2 separate regions of the Mus musculus genome follow, and region 1 is linked to region 2. A link is a loop called in an ENCODE intact Hi-C map of the cell type or tissue named here. Cell type or tissue: left cerebral cortex. All regions are shown on one strand. Links, peaks and the distances in the headings refer to the core of each region. The heading gives the core; the rest is flanking DNA.

Region 1 (5,374 bases), core at 290-5,289, 130 kb after region 2:
AATAGGGAACAAAAATAAGCACAAATCATTCGACCTGGTCCATTGGCTAAGAAACAGAACAAATAGATCTCCAAAGAAGAAATCCAGAAGTTGTCTACTCGATAGCTGAGAAAATGTTAATATTCTCAGCCATCAACGAAATTCAAATTAAAACTGCTTGAGGTTCCCCATCTCACCCCTGATAGAATGGCTGCCTTGAGAAACATAAATGACAGCAAATACTGGTGAGGATGTGGGGGGAAAGAAATCTTTATAAGCTGCTGGTAGGACTGTGAGCTGATACAGCCACTGTAGAAATCGCTATAAGGGTTTCTTTTCAAGTAGAAATATCACATGACCCAGCTATATCACTCCTGGTTGGGTACCAGCAGAACTCATAGCCATCATGCTACAGAGATCTTTGCATTTTCCATGCCTATTGCTGCACTACTCACAATAGCTAGGAAAGGGAACAAGCCCAAGTGTCTGTCAGCAGAGCAATGGATAAGGAAGAAGGCGACATGTGCACAGCATGTACATGTTCAGCCTTAAAGAAACAAGATGGTAAGATTGGCAGCAATGGATCACTATATTAAGTGACATACAGAGGCTTCTAAGAACAAAGATCACATTTCCCTGATAAAGAGCACAGAGACATAAAAGTATACATATGTGTATGTGCATGCATGTTACATGTGTGTTCATGGGTTCATGTATGTGTGTGAGCGTGCTTGTGTGTGTGTGTCTCTATCATAGCAGCAGGGAAGAATCTCGAGGGGGGAGGGTACAGGGAAAAGGAACAGATCTTAAGCAAGGCAGCAAAAGGAGAGGGTAATGGACCGATGTGACAAGAGAGCAGAAGGGAGGTCCATTGTGTAGAAAGGGACCAGCCAGAGCAGGCCATCGAGTATGGGAGAGGCCAGTGGGGGAGGAGAACAAACTGGAGCAGAGTATATAGCCACATAGCATGAAGCACATCACGATTCCCATCACTCTGTATGCCAACTGTAAACACTGGTAACAAACAGAGGAGGAAATCAAAAGGACAAGAGATCAGTAAGAGGGGGAGAGACATGTGAAGACCATGAAGGGTTGGTATGATCAAAGCACAGCAAGTGCATTTATGAAAATGTTGCAATGATTTCCAGTGATTTGTATCACTATTTTGCTAAGCAAAACCAACCAACCAACCAACCAAAACAAAACAAAAGAACCAAAAAACCAAACCAAACCAACCAACCAACCAAACAAACAAACAAAAAGGATTGGAAGTATCTTATCTTATAAAATAATGAGGTCACAGTAAGTAGAATAAGAACTTCTTTGTGGGGAACAAAGAAGTCTCAGTGATTTACTTCTGTGTTTAGGTAAAGCAATGAGAAGCTAGGCTATGCTAAATAAGACACACTGGTTGGCTGGAGCAATGGGCCAGGTGACTTCTTTGAGTCAGACTGAAGCAACGATCTGAGATGCTGAAAGGTAGAAGCTGAAATCACTATACTTTAACTCTCTCAAGAGGGAGTCAGGTCAGAGACGCTTTTAATAGCACATGACATGGGTCCTGAAGAGAAGCCCTCAAAGAGACTCTGCTTCCCCCTGCTCCTTCATTATAGAACCTGAACATGTCTCCACAGTGCACCACAGGGCCACCTACTGCAGAGAGAAAATGTATACATTTATACACTTTCAAATATCAAAGGGGTTTCAAGCGAGTTGGGGAATATTTTCATATTACTTGCAGTCCCAGAAGCACATCTTTGCCCCCGTGGGCTTCTTTTTGATGGGTAGTTTGCTTTTAACTTCTAGAATGTACAATACTGTCAGGATCAAAGTCAACAACTAAGGATGGAAACTCAATATAATTTTGTATCATGTTGACGCAACCCCTTTGTTGTTTTTAAACCCTTTTTTGTCGTTGTTTACAAAAATGGTCTTTTATCCATTGGAGCAATAGAAATTTGTCTTTTTAACTTTTTTCATTTTTGTTTCTCTTGTTTTTGTACTCAAATAATATTATTTGTGATGTAAATTTTCAAATAGTGAGCTATGACCCATAAAAATTGCCTTTCACTTTCTGTGTTTGGCTCCTTGGCTCCCACACACTCTCTACCTTCCTGCCCTGCCTTGTGACACAGCTAGAATGGACTTCCTGCTTTTTGTCCTTCTGTCCTCTGAGTTTGAAGGCGCTCTGGAGGGAGGGAAGAGAGATTGTGCCTCTACCTCTTGCATCTACATTCCTGAACACACTTTCAGGTGTCCTGTACTGTGAGGTCTTTCCAGCTCATTATGTACTGAGAACACTGACGGTCCTTTTCCCCCCACCGCACAGCAGTCCTTATGTCTATAAATGTTGCTGTATTTCCCTCTCCCTGGTCTTGGAGGTCTCAGGGCCTTGCTGGTTCCCTTCAATGAACTTCACTTCTCTTTACCATTCCTTCCAAAACTCCCCTCAGAACCCCAGCTGAGTCCGTGTTCTGTTTCTCCACTGGAGCCCAGAACTCATACAACTTCCCTTTTACCCAACTTGCCTGTAGTAGGAAAAACAGCAGCCCAGGGTTTGTTAGGTGTGACTTTAGTCCTGACTCACCAACTTAATGATATGTGGCCAAAGGCAAGTGTACCAGTTCACTAGAGTAAGGACTGTGCTTATTTTGTGTGTTAGGCTCTTGACAATAAACACATAGATGTCCACATATTAAGGAAGGGATAAACACACAGGTGAACTGCTTATTATATTTGCATTTAATCTCCTCATCTATAGAGTGAGGTGTTTGGAATCAGGTGCAAAGGGACTGTTACTTGTGTGAAGAAGGAGCTCAGGGCACATGTGCAACCATTGTACCATAGAACTCTGCAGTTCTGAGTTGAGTGGGAAGCAAGGCTCGTCAGTAGGGCCACCATTAGCCTTATAACCGGGTAGCTATGCACTGGCTGGAAAGTAAGGCATTCCATGAAGGGTTTACTATGTTGCCAGTGAAGCATCAAATGGAAGTCCTGGGGTGACCTGAAGAGGAAGGCAAAGAATGTTTCTCCACTATGGCCAAAAGGCACAGGAGCCTTTGCACTCTGAGGAAGGCCTTCCTGTTCCTGTTTTCCACCCTCATGCAGTCCTGCAGGCATGATGATCTGGCCTTTGCAGAGGGATGCGCTTCCTGAAGACAAGTAATAATTGAAAAATAATGGGCTACGAGCCTTTTCCTCCACCAAATGATCTATAATTCTGCATTTCCTGCCTGCCGTGACTACCCCCTCCCTGTATATTTTCAAAACTCCATCATGTCGCCTCCAGAGAGAAGCCCTAGCTCTAGAGCTCCCCCTGCTGTCTAGGTGCTTCTTACTCTGCAGCTCCACGCAACAGCAAGATCTTTCGGTGCTGACAACTACCTTGGGCTTTTCTTAAGCTTGAGATCCACACACCTACAACACACACACACACACACACACACTCACAATTCCTGTCTATCTGGTGCATTTTAGAGATCGTGTCTCACTAATCCAATTAAAGCACTTTCTGTAGCAAAACTTGGATCTCATACCATTTGCGGTATCTTCATGGCTCAGGCTAATATTGTGTAGAGAATGGACATTTAATAAATCTTTATTTGTGCTTATGATTTCATCCTTTAAATGTTAAGTATCATAATTGCATATGGCCCATTTTCAACAGCTACTAATAAGATAAAGTTTGCTTTTTATGTTATGTGTGTGTGCGTGTTTGTGTGTGTTTGTGTGTGTAGTATTTATAATTAAGGGTATGTGGGTGCTATGATGCCTGGGGAGAGGTCAGAGGACAATGGCAGGTATTGGTCCTTACCTACCTTATTTGAGATAGGGTCTCCTCTATATGCCAGACTAATTGGCCCATGAGCTTCCAGGGACTTTCCTGTCAATCAATGCCTTCCATGTTCACATAGGGGCCCTATGCACAAACAAAACATGTACTACCACATTCCATGTTTTATGTGCCACAATCATCAGACAAGCTCGTTACTACTGAGGTATCTCCCCAAATGAATTCTCTTGTTTTATGAAGTCATTGGATACTGTCTTATAGAAAGCTTTCAAAATATATGTAAAAAGAATCATTATGCCACTTCTTTAAGGGTCAGCGTGGTGGCAGAAGAGGACAAGCAGGTGCTTAGTAACTGCTCTGTGTAAATGACAGTGTCACGCCCTGCTCATCTCTTGATGCCTCACACTTCAGATAGACCTCTTCCATTAAACTACAACAACGATATGTCAAATGGCCCATTTATTCAAAATAGAGGAACCATATGTGAAACCTAATATCCATTCACGCAATAACCTGGGTAGCTGAGTTACTAGAATGGAAAAGATACAGCTTGGAGACAGCTTCAATTATTCTAGAGCTCCATCTAGTGAAAAATAGCTCCGTTATGAGTACTTTAAAAAATAAATTTAGTGAATGGAAGTAACTATTTTCTCACTCTTTTAAAATACCAGTTTGTTGTAGGAGAAAGTGGGCTTCCTTACAACCTAAATGCACCAAATTGGAAACAAAATATTTTATGAATCTCTGTATTATGGCTTGCTTTTATTTTTTCCTTTCCCTTTTCAAAGAGTAAGCTTTACTGAGCACTTTTGCTAGAGCCCAAAGAGACTGCTTTGAGACAGTGGAAGCCCCGGCTTCAGTAGCAGGGCTGGGGGGTGGACGAAGAGTTAGAGAGGCCTGAAGCCCACAGGCTCACCTGCAGAACTGCCTCCCTTTCTTCGTCAGAGAGTCTCTTCATGGCCGCTTTCTTGAGGTTCTCCTGGATGTAATTGTCATACTCTTCTTGTGCTTTCTTCACATCCTCATTTCGCTTGCATATGTACTCAGGCGTGATGCCATAATCCTGCGAGGATTTCCAGAGAAAAAAAGCCAATCAGTTTCCTGTGAGCAGTCTTCTGTGTGTGAGCAGAGCAACTGGGAATTAGAGAACAAGAAAGCTTATTGTTTTCAATATTCAAGAAAAAAACAAACAAAAATGACCCAATAAACAAAAACTAGGCAAATTGGCAAAATCCAGCCATTACACATACACACTTACATGCACATACATGCACATGAGCGCACACATACGCCACTTCCAAAACGTAGAGCTAGTTCATTCTGATCTCTTAAAATAAGATGCTGGACCAGAAAGTTGGCTCACTGAGTAAAGGTACTTGCCACCAAGTCTTACAATCTGAATTCAATCTCCTGAACTCACAGGATGGAAGCAGAGAACTGACTTCTATAAATTGTCCTCTGACCTTCACATATGTGTATATACTTGGGCACGCACACACACATAACACACACACACATGCATACACACATGTACACACACATAATACACACATAACACACATACATCACACAACACACATAACACGCACACACAACACACAT
Region 2 (5,374 bases), core at 250-5,249:
TGGATTCGTAGTAATATGCCAATGCTGTCCCATCAAATTATGACTATGTTAATATACCATTCCATTCACCAAGTGGGGAGAATATTCCTTGAAAGTAATGCGCTTTTATGTTATGGTCTTAGACTTTTTTAGATTTATTTATTTACTTATGTATTTATTTTTGTGTGCGCACATATGCACATGTGAAGGTCAGAAGACAAACTAGGGAGTGGCTTATCTTCTCCCACCGTGTGCTATCTGGGGGTTGAACACTGACTATCAGACTTTGGGGCAAATGCTGTAACCTGCTGGGGCATCTTGCCATGCCCATCCTTCTTTCAACCCTGATTAAGTAACAGTGTAATATCAGATCACACTATAAAGTTCTTCTTTATATCTAATACAAAAGAGGTTTAACGAATACAAACGTTAAGAAGTCACCAACCCATGCAAAAACCATGATAAAGCTGTATTTCCATGTCACACGTGGAGAAGTGCCTTTCTGGAAGTGCTTTCTCTTAGGTAGGACACTCTTATTAAACCCATTTTTTAAAGAATATTGTCTACTCTCAAAGCCCATGTGTCCTCTCCAGGGCACTGCATATTAATGCCATTGTGAGGGTCAGGCCACTGTGTCCCCTAAGACTCACACTGACAGGAGTCTTTTTAGCATTTTAATATGGCTTACTATATAGCCTTTGCCCTCACTCCACAGCACTTAAGTTGGACATGTATTTTCAGTGTGACTGAGGTTTGACCAAGCCTCTTAGCTAACCAGGATGCTTAGAGAATGCTGTGGTTAATTGGATTTCCCTGTTCACAATCCCTTTTTGGTTCAATTGTGTAAACAAAAACTTCTTTCCAAAATATGTTAGTGTGCATCCTTATCTAATTAAGTAGGAAGTCCTGAAAAGGATTATGTTCCAGTCTCTCCCTCTCCTCCTCTCCCTCTCTTCTTCCATCCTCTACTCCCCAATTTAGAAACGATGTAAAATAAACATCATCTTTAAAAAGATTAACCATAATTTTAAGATTGTAACTAGGAAGTGGGACTTGAATGGGTATCGATCTGAGATATATTGTCAAAATAATTCCAACATATTTTAAGCTTGACAGATGTTACAGAAGATGGCTCCTCCCACTTCGCATCTCCTATCTCCGTGCTGCTGTAAGGGGCGGTCACTTGACCTCTGAACTGTTAAGGAGGATGGCTCCTCCCACTTCACGGCTCCTATCTCTGTGCTCCTTTAAGGGGCGGTCACTTGACCTCTGCTCTGTCTTCCTGGTGGGTGGGACTGCATTTCTCATATATGCTGCTACATTACATTTCTAAAAATATTCACATTAAAACAACTTTTTTTTTTTTTGCAAGACTGAGATTGAGTGCCGTGCATGCCGACAAATGTTCTAGCCTCAGTCTAATATATTTTCTAACACGTTTTATATAGCTAATTTGGTTTTTAAATGTATTCAAAACATATATGAAAACAGAAAATCTAAAGATTTTCTCTTTTCACTTCCCCTTCCTTCCTCTTTCCATGAAAACATACTAGGTAAGCAAGTAGTCTACCACCAAGCCCTGAACTTTGCCTAACTTTTGATGCACATTTAACTTTGAAGATTTTAAATATATTTGTGTGTGCTTTAAAAAAGGATTAAAATGAAAATACAGTATAATTAAATACAGTACCATTCTCTATTTTATACAACCAAAATCTCACATCTATCAAAAATGATACATTCTTAGTATAACATAAAGCCAACTACATATTCAAATTTTCCCAATTGTCCTTTAAAAGGCCTTTGTAATTTTTCTGTTCAACCTAAGACTAGACATTGGATTCTACTGTATTTTGAATGTATTCTCCAGAGTTCCTGAATTGGAAAATTAGCACTAATAAACATTAAGATGGGGCCCAATAAAAGGCAATCCAGACATGTGTTCTGCCCCCAATAATAGAGTATTACCGTCATTATAAGAATGGGTTAGTTGCTTTAATAGCAGATTGTTATAACAGTGACCTAGGTCCCCGTCAGTCTCTTATCTCTCTCCCTTATCTTTCCACTTTCTACCATGGGATGATACAGCATGAAGGAAGAAGGTATAGAAGATGGAATTGTCTCAGCCTTGGAAGCATTTGTATAAGTATCTAAGGGGACCAACCCTTGGGTTTCCATGCACCAAGATTAGAATCAAGGGCTCAGAGACAAACCGTAGCTCATCTTCCTATGGTTAATACAGAACTCTGACTGATAGGAAAAGGTGATCCAGAAGGCTTGAGCACCTAGGAAGGCAGAGGTGGGGAGATCATGAGTTCTAGGTCAGCCTGGGTTATATATCAAGACTCTGAAAGGAAGGAAGGAAGGGAGGGAGGGAGGGAGGGAGGGAGAGAAGAAGGGAGGGAGGGAGGAAAGAAGGAAGGAAGGAAGGAAGGAAGGAAGGAAGGAAGGAAGGAAGGAAGGAAAGAGATGGGGAAGAAAAGGAAAGAACTCTGTGGGATAAATGAATAATATTGGCCCATCTCTCTCACTTTCTGTAGCTCATTTTACTCATGAGACACCAACTCCACCTATCTTTAAGGATCTGCAGTTCTTCCTTAACCAACCGTTCATTACCGTCTACTGCTTTTAATTTGCACTGAGCAGTCTACTAAGATTCCCACTTTTTGAGTGGGCAATGCTGGGGATTTTTTTTATTATTATATTTTTTTGGAACAATCTGTGCCTCCAAAACACTTCCCATCTGATAACCATGATCGCTGAATCTGAGATGTTTGCCAATTACTGTCTTAGTCATCTCCTCACACCTAGCTCACTTCCTCCCAGGGAGCCAGTAAAAGTCTGCGGGGGCTGTAGGCAAAAATTCTATAGGGACTCTCTAGACTCCAGTGTGTTGTTTTGCTGCTATTCTGAGGTCTGAGCAAAGCCCATCACATCAAGTTTTCCTAATGAAAGAGGCAAGAAGGTAGAGAAGAATCATACAAATACAAACGATTTTCTTAAGTTGGCTATTCCTACTTTTAACCTTTGAAAACACAAAGCAAGCAGCAGCAGCAATGGGGTTTTATGGGTGTGGTCACTCCCAGAGAGATTGGCGTGGCTAAAATGGGCTGGATGGTGGTGGTTGTTGGCTGTGAGGAGGAGTGTGAATATAAATCCGAAAGGAATGTTGCTCAGCATTTTATTTTACGTAATAACTCACAAAATTGCCAGAGTCATCTATCAGTGGCCATTTCTATGATTGTTCTCAGCCTAGTCAGGGGCAATAAAAAGGAATGATTTAAGTTAAGGCAGCCAGTGGTGGTAGTGGTGAGGATTTGGCAAGTTTCAATTCTGGCATTTGATTAGAACCTTATTTGGAGGTGGGGTGCTCATCTCCTGAAATCTTGCACAGAACCTGCCCAGCTGTGTAACTTCACTGCCAGATCTGGGCCTGACTTTGAGTTTTACTCAAGCCTTTCAGGGATTTCTCTTGGACATGAATAGAATCCTCCTGGTTTAATGGCTACACACATTTTTATGAAGTGCCAGGATTAAATCAACTTGAGAAAAAAAAAATCAGAGTGAGAGTGTGTTTTGCAGACAGCTTAACTACAGTGAGTAATGCTTTTAAGCATAGAAAGCCCACTGCACAGAACTGTTGAGGGCCCATTGTATCCAACAGCACCCACCTATTTAGAGCCATGACTCAGCCAGCCTCCCCGAAAGTGAAAGAAGGCAGCAGAGAAAGGTTGGGGGTGGGGAGAGAAAGATGAGAAACTTTATCTTAGTTGAACTCCAACACCTTCAGTGAACCTCGGAGGTTCCAGGGCTATTGGTTACGAACATGGCACAGTGGCACAGGGGGAGCTGTTGCCTTGTGCTTTCTGAGGCTCTTTTCCTAAAACTGTAAGAACCATTTCTGTGGCTCCCTCTTCATTTTGGCTGCAGCCCTTGTCTTCCAGGTTTTCGTACACAGGCAAGTGCTCCAGATGGTTCAGCCCCACTTCTCCCCTCCTGCACGTTCTTCTACTATGTGTCACGTCTACCCTATTTTTAAAAATTCATTCTAAATACATAAAATTTATAATTGTTTGACTGAATTTTGTACAACATACCATGATTATATTCTTTTCCCTGAAATGGCTCTGCCCAAACACAGCAAGTTCATCTCTTTATTGACACAATCATTCTACTTGATAAACCCAACTCAACTACATTTTCAGCTGTTTTATTATTTCCTTGTTTGGTTCCTGACTTCTTTCCTTAGTCATGCAGGTCCAGCCCTGTCAAGTTTCCTTACTTTCCCTTTCCTCCCCGATTCTAGGTCTAATGCTCTTGTGTTACTCCCACACCCTCACCTTCTCCCTAAGATCATTACAATCCCAAGAATCATCATCACCTACTCTTTCCTCTTCTCCCTCTCTTTCTTCTTGTTTTGTACAAAAAAAGGGGGGATTTGTGGAAAGACGCAGGGAGCTATTCTTGAGGTGCTCAGCACTGAATGAGAGAAGCCATGTCCAAATTCCTGGTAGGGTAGTAATATGAAAAAATGCAAATTTATTGACTGAACTGGTGGATTGCATGGTAAGTATATATATGAAAAAGAGGAAGTTAGATAATGACCTGTAACAACCCTGCCACCCTATGCAGATATTTATTATAATTTGGATTCTTCTATAACCACTAAAACAAGAACCAAGTAAGTGCTGAGTGCTTTCTTCTCTTAAGCTTGTTCCCCATCATGCATCTGCTTATTGGATTTCTTTGTTGTCTTGACGATTCTTCTTGGACAGACAAGACTGAACACATGAAGGAAGCATGCCATAGAACCGGCTATTGTGGGTTGAATATAAACTGTCCTTCCCAAAGGCTCCCATGTTGAAGGCTTTGTAGCCAGGTGATGGCACTACTGCCAGATGACCGTGGCTCAATGACTCTGCTATTTGGAAGTAGGTGGCTGGGGCATGTCTTTGATATGTGATCTATGTCCAGTTTGGTAGACGCCCCACCCCCAGCCTCTCCTGGTCGGCAAGGTGGACATACCCTCCCTTCCCCAATCATCATTTCTTTCTATCATGATGTTCTGACTTGCCACAGGCCTGGTCAAATGGCCATTCGAGGTCCCTGAAACTGTAAGCCAAAATGAACCTTTCCTCTTTTTAGTTGTCTTTTTCAGGTATTTTGTTACAGTGCTACAAAGTTTGAGTAACACAATGTCCTTATTTTATAAGGAAAAGTATATCCCTAAAGTTAAATGAAAATTTTTCTTTCGTTTTTTTTCCCACTAGTGCTGGCCATTCAATCCAGGGTCTTGTGAATGTGAGCTAGGCAAGCACTCTGCCCACCACTGCCACACCCCAGCTGCAGTCTTTTTCTCTCCCACCCTTAGCCATGCAGGATTCACTTCCTCCAC

Evidence for each region. Hi-C counts contacts between places; a loop is a spot of excess contacts. Peaks named below come from ENCODE experiments on the same cell type or tissue, not always from the same donor. Only the 100,000 strongest peaks of a DNase experiment are listed, where the experiment ranks them.
Region 1: a loop joins it to region 2, with 8 times the contacts of the local background. A loop is called at or near these places in 5 of 42 quality-filtered maps.

Annotation. Positions count from the first base shown.
Region 1 is chr2:21,184,479-21,189,852 of GRCm38, forward strand. Enkur (enkurin, TRPC channel interacting protein) reads right to left here. Exons shown (of 5, transcript NM_027728.2): 4 at 4,689-4,835. Among named protein-coding and RNA genes, the nearest start is that of Enkur, 18 kb to the right of the region's middle. In left cerebral cortex, for the core only: CTCF peaks have their summits at 3,294 (motif pointing left) and 4,362; DNase peaks (open chromatin) are centred at 3,295 and 4,268.
Region 2 is chr2:21,051,013-21,056,386 of GRCm38, forward strand. It overlaps the pseudogene Gm13377. Among named protein-coding and RNA genes, the nearest start is that of Gm13375, 85 kb to the left of the region's middle. In left cerebral cortex, for the core only: CTCF peaks have their summits at 2,584 and 3,820; DNase peaks (open chromatin) are centred at 2,775, 3,647 and 3,893; H3K27ac peaks cover 1,207 bases.